Linked DNA regions of Mus musculus: region 2 is linked to region 1. A link is a contact called in ENCODE Hi-C or POLR2A ChIA-PET data. All regions are on one chromosome and are shown on one strand. The core of a region is the stretch at or near the end of the contact, and the rest is flanking DNA. Distances in the headings are between cores, read along the strand shown. Region 1 holds the start of A430105J06Rik (a long non-coding RNA gene). Region 2 holds the start of Cenpf (centromere protein F).

The links. A loop is a pair of places that touch in the nucleus more often than their neighbours do. ChIA-PET counts read pairs that join two places held with the same protein, here RNA polymerase II (POLR2A).
Region 2: a loop to region 1 is called in a map of regulatory T cell, with 8 times the contacts of the local background. The contact joins the promoter of Cenpf here to the promoter of A430105J06Rik in region 1. A Hi-C loop is called at or near these places in 2 of 37 maps with a recorded cell type or tissue (T-helper 2 cell and regulatory T cell). POLR2A ChIA-PET finds 5 or more read pairs at or near these places in 1 of 5 experiments (Patski).

Annotation. Positions count from the first base shown.
Region 1 is chr1:186,745,257-186,750,503 of GRCm38, reverse strand. A430105J06Rik (a long non-coding RNA gene) reads right to left here and starts at 1,681. Exons shown (of 2, transcript XR_003948551.1): 1 at 680-1,681. It overlaps Rrp15 (ribosomal RNA processing 15 homolog (S. cerevisiae)), which reads left to right and starts at 1,146. Exons shown (of 5, transcript NM_026041.2): 1 at 1,146-1,340. The coding sequence starts at 1,196.
Region 2 is chr1:189,684,828-189,689,878 of GRCm38, reverse strand. It overlaps Cenpf (centromere protein F), which reads left to right and starts at 1,793. Exons shown (of 18, transcript NM_001081363.2): 1 at 1,793-1,903; 2 at 4,741-4,934. The coding sequence starts at 4,773.

The DNA of each region.
Region 1 (5,247 bases), core at 432-2,931:
TTTTTAGGATGTATATATATATATATATATATATATATATATATATACATACATACATAGACACCAATTGAAATCAATCAACATGAGGATTCACATTTTCTGTTGCTTTTCTTTCTTTTCTTATATTTTTATTTTTTTCGAGACAGGATTTCTCTGTGTAGCCCTGGCTGTCCTGGAACTCACTCTGTAGACCAGGCTGGCCTTCAACTCAGAAATCTGCCTGCCTCTGCCTCCCCAGTGCTGGGATTAAAGGTGTGCACCACCACGCCCAGCTTTTCTTTTTCTTTTAAGACAAATCTGGAGTACTAAAAACCAATATATAAAGAATGAAAACCTACTGGTTCGCTATAGACGGCTGCTGGGACGTATTTCAGGAGACCAGATCCTTTAATAACACTGGTGGGCTTTGGGGTGGGGGCTGGAATATGGTGGGGAATCCAAGAGCAAGTCACAAAACCAAGGGGATTCCTTACATTTGTAGTCCTTCGAAGGAAGGGTGGAGTCTGAGTTTAGCAGATTAGTGAAGGAACTAGGTAGGATTTAAAGGTTTAATTTAGGAGGGTAATCCTATTGTCGCCCTCACCCCCAAACCCCACCTTGGGACTAACTGCAAGGCTGCTTTAGTTTAGGGCAGGTGCTAGGGAGGATTTAGGACATGGCTCATTCCACCGCCCCTTACCCGGGCAGCCTCTCAGATCTATCAAAATCCAGAAACGTCCATTCAAAAACACCGTGCTTGGTCCTTAGGGGAAAAACAACAACAACAACAACAACAACAACAACAGAACAATAGCCAACAACAACAACAACAACAACAACAACAGAACAAAAGCCAAACCAGCACAAGAACATGTTAAGAGTTGAGCTTGCTTTCTGATTCCGTAGCTGTTCCCTTGTTATCCATTCCTTCTCGGAGAGTCTCGATTCAGTGGGTTCGGAATGCGGTTTCTAACTCGGAACCCAGCTTCTGGGGGAGGGAAAGGAGAGCAGTCAGCAGCAGCCGCCCAGAAGGGGCCGGGGTGAGGCCAGGAACCGACTCTGCCGGAGAAAACCGGTAGGTCGTGTCCTCTCTCCGTCCCTACCCGAGGCTCCCACAGCGGAACTTCAGGCGGGACAACTGTTCCGGAACTAGAGGAGGAAGTTCCGTGTGTTGCAACACGACGGAATTATCAGGTGGCACTTCCGGCGAGCCAAGATGGCTGCGGCCGTTCAGGACTCACGTGTGAGCCCAGGGGAGATACTGAAGCGTTCTCCGAAGAAGAAGAAAAAGATGAAGATGGTAGCCAAGGCTGCAGCGTCGAAGCTAGAAGATGAGGTCAAAGACTCTTCTGATGGAGAAGGTAATGTGGCCTGGCGGAGCTTCGGCGGCTGAGCTTCCTTCCCATGGCTAGGGTTGCGTTTCCTTGCCGTTGAGTGTGTGGGGCGAGTGAGGTTGGGCGAGGAGCCCTGCTGTTCCGAGGCTCCTCGCTGTCACGGTTAATTTTGTGTTTCCACTCAGTCAGCTGTTACTGAGATGGGCGAAACTGCCGGTGCCAATCAGAAACTTAACAGTAAAGGAAGAGATAATGACAGGCAGTACACAAATTAAGAGCAGAGCAAAAGATGGGCAGGCGATAACCCCAGGCCTTTTGCAGGTCCTGTACCCGCTTAGAAGTGGAGTAAAAACACGGTTAGTTGTCGCAGATCAAAACATAGGCTAAGTGTTTGGGCACAGAAGAACCAAAGCTGGTATTGAGAACCTTGCAAAATGTTCGCATCTTTGGGAGGATTTGACTCTTTTTACTTACAGCCAGTCAGTTTGTTAGCAGATCATAGAAACGGCTGTAAGAGCAATGTTGCGAGCTTCTATTTGGAACCCCTAGCAAAGTGAAAGGAAGGGTCGCGATTGAAATAATGGGTGGGATAGGCTCAGGGAGCCAGCAGCAAGAGGCCACAAGAGAGAAGAAATACTGTTACTGTGCAGGGGGGATTGTGAGCCTTTGGGAGTTAGAAAAGAGAGAGTTAAAGAAATGGTAAAGGAGAGATACTGAAGTAACGTTTGATACAGTTTCAGAATGAAAGGTAGGTGAGTCTCCGGAGGTCTCCCCATTGTGTGGCTGGGGTTGGCTGCTACTTTTAAACATACTTCTTGGCAGGAGCTTCTTAGGAAGCTCAGGCATTTGGCTCCCACACTCCTTTACTGCTTCGGTGTGGCTAATGCTTTCAGTTAACCGCGAATGTGGCTTCAGTTACTACGGGAAGCCACTAGTTCATGAGTAACATTCAGAATTTTTAACTTGCTTTTAACTTGCATGATAGGTCTGGTCACTTGCTGCTCTGCTGTTTTCTGTTCATGTTGGCTGCTCATTCTGGAGGTCTCTGCCTTTTGCCTGCAGTATTCCTGAAACACCTGTATGTCACCTACATTTTCATTGACTTCAGTCTCTGGTCCAGTACTTGTCAAAGAGATTTTCCCTTATTTTTCTAATGCAGCCTTTTCTGTCACTCTCACTTGAGGCTTGATGCTTTGCTTTCTTTAGACGCTTTTATTATTATTATTACTTTATTTATTTTTAAGTTGTATGTATGTGCGCTGGGCGTGAGAGGAGATTGAATGGCTGCTGAGGAAGAAACTGTTCCTGTGGAAGAGCAATGCATGCACATGTTCTCCAGCCCCACTCTGCTCACTTTAAAAGCACCACGTTTTAAATCTTGTGAAGCGTTTGTGCTGTTTGAAAGTTCCCTAAGTGTGCAGACACTTGAACCTCAGTTCCTAGATCAACAACTGTCACTCAGGGGTCCATAAGTTAACGAATGAGTGCACTTGGACTTCAAGACCAAGAAGCAGCTGACTAAGCTTTTGAGGTCCTCAGCCCTCACCAGAGGGGTTAAAAAAACAACCTGTTGGGCAGGAATTAGAAGCTCTGGTCCTGGTGGTGTTTTTACTGCATTGGTTTATTTGCTGTGTACCCACATGTGGAGGTCTGAGGACTTATAGGAGTTTGGCAGCAGGTGCCATTACCTGCTCAGCCATTTTATCTCCTATGGTACAGTTTTGAATTGAATAATTGTAAGCATTACTGTCTAAGAAAAAAAAAACACTATTACATTTAAGTAAGACATCAACACTGCTTTCGGATTTGGGTGGAAATTGGATTTCTTTTCTCAATATTAGATAATTGCGAGGGAAAATGTTCTTTTCAGCACAAATACTGACTAGGTGTCTAAAGTTTTCTTCAGCTTTAGATCATATGTTAAGGAGGCTTTTGAATAATATAGAAACATATAATGAATATAATGAAAACATATAATATAGAAACATCCAATGAATGTTTGCACTCTATTATGTTACAGTAACCCTCTAGGCAGTGACTTAGAGTTACAGTTACAAGAGGATGTGAACACAAGAAATGGTCAGGATGGAGTGTGTCTGGGTGAGGGCATGTGCGGGAAGTATTTATATTGTTCAAAACTAATGATACCACCCACATATGTGACCTTGCAAATAGAGAATCCACAGTTATGAGGTCAAATGTATCCTCTTGTGAACCACTAACAGCCTGTCTGCAGCTTCTGTGATGATCACCACCTACTTTTCAGGATCAGGTCTTGTTGGTCCCTAAGTGACTAGGGCTCAGCTTGGAGCTGTTCTTTTGGCTGCAGAAACGGGCTCTTCTAGCTACATTTACTAAGCCAACTCTTTTGTTGCTGTTTTTTTTTAAAGCTTTTCTTCTTAATCTAGAACCACATTCAATGGAGTTGTTGTGTCTCTAATATTAGAGTCTTTAAAAGTTGTAAATTGCATTGTTTATTTATTGGGGGGGGGGGGACAGACGTGCTACATCAGCACCTGCACACGCGGAGGTCAAAGGACAGCCTGTAGGAGGAGTAGGGTCTCTGTTATTGCTGAGGAGGATTGAACTCAGGTCCTCACTAGGCTTGTGGCAAGGGCATTGACTTGTTGAGCCATTTAGCTGGCTCTATGTCTTTTTTAGTATTTGTATTTATGTGCACGTGGGTCTGTGCCAGAGGCGTTATATAATTACATCCCCTGGAGTCTGCCTTACACATGCTTATGAGTTTCCTGACGCAGTGCTGGGAACTGAACTCAGGTCCTCTGAAGAGCCCCAAATGTGCTTACTCACCCCCAACAAACAAACAAACAAAACAAACCGCAAAGTGAACTTTTCTGTGTGTGAGAGACCGCATAGATGCCAGGTAAGAGCTCCGCCATTGAGCTCCGTGCTCCGCATCCTGCTTTCCAGCATTCACACCGTCTGTGGCAGTGATAACAGTGAAGGGGCCTCCATGTTGTAAGTTTGGTAGGACAGGGCTTTGGTTAATGCACATTCTTGGGTGTTCCTCGGAATTTGATATCCTAGGAGATGATTGTTTTCCTCTGGTGAATTCAGAGTCTCTCTGGAAAGGTGACCATGGATTATAGAACTGTTGCTCAGTTTTCACTCGAGGAGTGGTGTGCCTCCTACCAGCTTGTTGTGCTGGCCCATCTCTCAGGAATCTGCACCAGAGACGTGGTTGATGGTCAACTGGGCATCACAGTGATGAAGGGAAGGCCTCACTGAGACTTCAAGCAACGTCCTTAAGTAGGATGACAGTCGCCTCACAGGAAGCACGCGTTTGGCTTACGCGCCTTGAGATGGATGCACTTTTCATGTTCTGGGTTTGATTTCTTTTGACCTCTTGTACAAGAATGAAAGTCATGGTTTTATGAAATATTGCACAAACTCCCAGATCTCTGAGACTGAGGAATTAGAGTTTGATAGCAGCAGTATCAGAATTTAGCATAGAGCTTGATGCATGTAATCCTAGTAGACTTTTATTCATCAGGTACGTTGGAAAGATCTCTATTCCTTCACTGATGGACTCCTAGGCTGATGCCAGGTCTGGCCTGAGTAGCACTGTGGTAAACTTGGGTGTGTAGGTGTCTCTGCCTTTGATTCTTTGGGGTACTGAATCATGGTTCAATTTCTAAATTTTGTTATTAAAATATCTGTTTTTATTTAGGATGTAATATATCTAGCAGTAGGAAACTAATAATTTGTGTAACTTTATCATGTATCATCTTTTATGGTTCATGGATTTCAAAATGTTAAGAGCAAAATTTTTTAACTTTTTGAAGAACCCTCAAGCTAATTTTTTATAGGTGCTACCAATGTATACTTTTCCTGATAGTAGGTTTTTTAAAAGATGAGATCACATGAGCCCAGGCTTGCTGTGTCTGACAGTGGCCTCCAACTGAAGGTCATC
Region 2 (5,051 bases), core at 544-3,043, 2.9 Mb before region 1:
TGGCATTTAGGGCTCAGCCCCATTCACCAAATGAATATATGTCTATGTCCGTTTGTCCATGTGTATGTACATAAATAATATGTAGGTATATGTGTATCTATGTAAGTTGGCATGAACACTTGTGAAATTGTTGAGACAGGTGGTCCGGCAGGGCCAGAGTGTGTGTGTGTAGTTGTGTGTTTGAATTCTTTCTTCCTCTTCTTTTCTCTCTGGCTCACAAAGAGTTAACAGACTCCAAGCCTCTAGCCTGGCCATGGAGGGGTCCTTGAGTCAGAGAGAAACTAAGCCTTTTTTCTAATACTCTTGTTGCTATCAGTTGGAGTCAAATTACCAGAAACCAGAGGTCTTAGAATAGCAAAGAATTAAAGAGAAAAACTCCTGAAAGCAAGCAGCTTTTGGACATACAATAGCAAAGAATTAAAGTCAGAGAAATTGCTAAAAGTAAGTAGTCTTTGGCTACAGAATAGCAAAGAGAACTGCCAAAGATAAAGCAGCTTTGGTCTCCATCTGACTCTGTAACTCTTAGCTGCCTTCCTGGGGAAACTGGGTGCTGGGATAAGCCCTGGGCACTAAGTGACCCTAAAAAGAAATGGGATGTGAGCAGAGAGACAATGAGAGGGATCACTGGAGAGGAAAGAGGAACTGAGAGCATTTTTATGTTTTAATTTTATGTGCATGCATGTTTTGCCAGCACGTATGTCGTTACATACCTGTTGCCTGTGGGCCCAGAAAAGGGAATCAGATTCCCTGAGCTGGATTTATAGATAGTTGTGACCTACTATGTGGATGTTAGGAACTGTACCCAGGTCTTCTGCAAGAGCAGCAACTGCTGAGCCACCTCTACAATTCCAAGGATATTTACTTCTTTTTTTAAAATTATTTTATTTTAAATTTATTTTCCACACTCCATATTCCATACCCCCGCCCCTATCCACCCTCCGTTTGCATCACATCCCATACCTCCTATGGATATTTACTTTTAAAGAAAAATATTTAGGCATTTAGGTGCTATTAGGAAAGTGGAAGCAGTATACTCAGTTTAGAAGAGCCTTGTGAATATTTGAATCTGATGAAGTGTTCCCCTCGGATCTCATATTCAGTAAATCCTGTCGGCGTGAGCCACCACAACCCATGCGAATCGCATATCCAGATTTTGAAAATATGGAGATGACAGAGAGGTCAGCAGTTGAGTTTTGCATGCATGTCTAGATTCAAGTTCAGATTATTTGTTATACTGTGCCTCTGTTATCCGCCCCCCCACCCCCCGCCTCCCCTCCCCTCTTCTTTTCTTTTCGAGACAAGGACTCTTGTCTATAGCCAGGCTGTCCTCCAAACGCCCTCCGCAGGGCTGCTATGGCAGGTGCGCGCCAACTTTTAAAGTAATAATCAACTTCGCAGCTAACTTTTATAATAATAATCCCCTCAGAGCTAACACCTTACGCTTGTCCTACGGTTAGAGCGAGCGGCCTCCCCGCAGCACAGACCTCACCTTACCCTGCTCCTCAAGCCCGCCCAGCCGCTCAGGGTTTAACCCTCATTCAGACCCGCAGTCCGCTCCTCCCAGCGTGCGGAGCCCGTCTCTAGGCAACGCCAGTGCATCCGACGTCTGCGCAGGCTCCGCCGCCGGCTCTGCTTGTTTTTAAACAGTCGTCCAAAAGGGCCAATCAGAGGCGGCTCACCGAGAAGCCGGGTGAGGACTGGTCGAAAGCCTCTCGCCATGGCCAATGGGCGTGGAGGCTAGCTGGGCGGGACCGGAAGTGAGCGGGAGGGAAGAGGGGCGGCGGCGGCGGGCAGTTTGAATCGCTCGTGCTGGTCGGGGAGGAACGGTGCGCTGTGTGAGGAGCTCGGCGGTGAGGAACTCGGGGCTCGCAGAGCCCGGAGCCAGGTTCTGTGAGGAGCTCAGGTGAGCAGCGTCCCCCCTCGGGGCCCCCGTCCTCCGCCCGCGGCCCCCCATCGGAGGCCCGCATGGTTTCTAGAAGCTTCTTTCTCACTTGGCGGCTTAGGGTCGCCAGGGTGCCAGGCTGTGCTGTGTGCTCAGCAGCCAGAACTAGCTAGCACTGGCAGAGAGGCAGGGGATCCTGACGGAGGACAACAGCAGAAACCTGCCAGACCCTCTTTAGGGCCTGAGGCGGGCGGTGGGCCCATGAACGGAGCCCTCCGCATTTTAAAGACATACTTTCGGTGGAAGTTCTTTTACACCGTCACCACAGAGATTTTGCTTCATCTTTCAAAGTCTTCTTCTCAGACCCTGCCTCTTTAATCTTAATTTTTTACATTTACGGATTTTACAACTTTTGCTCTAGTGACCCGATTTAGGTGGCTGACAGGTTGTTCCGTACCCAGTCAACACCTAATGGCAATTAGGCGATCGGTGTGATGTATTTATATATAAGTGTAGGAGAGGTAGAAAATGTATATAAGTGTGTAATGAACATAGTAAAAAAAAATGCCTTTTAAACACCCAAGACTAATAACCAAAACTCTGACATCACTCACTCCAAATAACAATCCTAAAACCCCATGATCCCCAGTGAACAGTATATAATTGGAGACTAAGACAATGCTCTGCGCTGCACATATGAGAAGACACCACCATAATCTGCCCTCAGGAGCCTCAAATCAAAAACTTCTGTTGGCTTGTAAGGCCTTAATGGGAAAGGTTGTGTGTAGTCTTGCTTCAATTTGATGTCCCAGGATCAGGTGGTATCCAAGGGGGTCTCCTCCCCTCTCTGAGAAGGGAAGGTGTTTGTGAGGATGGGACTGGGATCACAGGCAGAAGGGGAGGCTACCATTAGGATGTAGAATGAATAAATAATAATAATAAAAAGGAAAAAAAAAACTGAACCTGACAAGCTAAAATATGTCACCCAGGTGAGCAGCCCTGGGAAGATAGGGTTAAGACTGTAATTAGAAATTTAAAGTGTAAATACTGTATACTAATCCTCAGCATAATAAAATATAACTTTAGTTATCTTAACTACATTTGTAAATATCTTCTTGCTCTCAACAAAGTGTGTGACTACAAACATGAATATAGCTGTTTGTAGGTTTTGAATTAGAAAATAAACCTGCTGGATTCCCTTGCTTATATTGCCTCTCTAGATGTTTTGTTGCTTTTATTTTGTTTTGTTTTTTGACTTGTTGGCTGTGTAGCCCTGTCTGGCCTGGAACTCACTCTGTAGACCAGGCTGGCTTCAAACTCAGAGATCCACTGGCCTCTGTCTCCCAAGTGCTGGGGTGAAAGGTGGATATGGCTGTGGCACGTTGATGTATTGATTTCGGTGGCTGGCTGAATTGTTAAGACAATTTTTGCGTGTGGTTTTTGGTCTAATGTACTCTCCTCACTCTTGAATGAACAAGCTACAGGGTCAATTGCTCTTTGTTTTAGTTAAGAGGCCTTTGATTTCTTTCAGAAAATTTTGTGGGAAATTGAGTGTGGAGTTACACATGTCTTCTGTGAAATGAGATCTGGGAAAAAAAATAATGAAGCTGACACCAAAAACTGTCTTCAAGGCCCGGTATCTAATATGTCAAGATCCTTGTTTCTCTTTAACTTTTGAAAGTATTTTTTCAAAATATTTACAGTTAGATACTATCTCAGTATACAAACACGGATGTGGCTCGGAAAGCGGTGATCCACATTTCCTCAGCGTCATGAACTGAAGTATATTTTTGGGGCATTAACATCATAGATAACACATACAGAATGGGAGATGCCATTGTAATGCTCCAGGAAGTTGCCAACATCATTCTCACAATTGACAAAACAAGACAGAAAGAACAGTTGGGTCTGAGTGACAGTGGCAGGGCTCGAGTTGTCCTTTGAGTCCCTGTCTGTGTTCCTTTTTCATGGGGAGTGCCTTGATTACCTTTGCAACAGTCCTGGCAGTAGCCTAGCTCACTCGACTGAGGCATGCGTCAGTTTAACGAATGATAAGCTTGGGAAGAGTTAGAATCTCATGAGGAACTGACTGGAAGCTACGGCCTGTCTGGGAATCACAGAAAAGGCTTTGCTGAGGGTAAAAAGCAGTGGTTCTCAGACGGTAGGTTCTGGCCCCCAGGGGTCACATATCAGACATCCAGCATGTCAGATGTTTACTTTACGATTCCTAACAGTGGCAAATTACAGTTAGGAGGTAGCAATGAACTATTTTGTGGTTGGGGGTCCAGGAGCTGTGGTAAAGGTTCTCAGGATTAGGGAGGCTGAGGAGCACTGCTCAGAAAGTTCCCAGGTTCAATACCTAGCACCTGACTTTTCCTTTCTTTTCTTTTTTTTTTTTTTAAGACAGGGTTTCTCTGTGTAGCCCTGGCTGTCCTGGAACTCACTCTGTAGACCAGGCTGGCCTCGAACTCAGAAATTCACCTGCCTCTGCCTCCCGAGTGCTGGGTTTAAAGGCCTGCGCCACCACATCCAGGAAAGGTGCCATTATCCCACTTCTCAAAGTCGGTCTGAATCTTCCCAAAGAGCTCGTTCTGATCCTGAAGGGGCTTCACTCTATCTGTGTGATCCTGCAGGTGCTCCAGCAGCATCTCCAGGTATCTTCTGCCTGAGCGCTAATGATGGGAAGAAGGAAAAGAATGTAAGAGTCTGACGCTTTCCTGTCATACAGCTAGGATCTGTTGCAAAAGCAAGTAGCTCTCGAAGCTGTTAAATTGCAAAGATAAGAGTAAAATGAGGAACCACAGAGAGTTATAGAATTGTAAGTTTCTTTACCAACTTTATTAATTTTTTTTTTTCAGTTTACTTCTAAATGCTTTAAAAATAAAACAAGATGAGCTGGGCCCTGGAAGAATGGAAGGAAGGTCTCCCCTCCAGAGCTCTTCAGAAGATCCAAGAGCTTGAAGGACAGCTGGAGAAGCTGAAGAAGGAGAAACAACAGAGGCAGTTCCAGCTGGACTCTCTCGAAGCTGCGCTGCAGAAGCAGAAGCAGAAGGTATCAGTGTGGCAGGCGGCTGACTGCTGGCTCGCTCACCTACATCTCACTTTCCCTAGGAAGCAGAGCTTGCCATCTCCAGGTGATAGCTCCTCCCTCTTCAGACATTTTTAATTG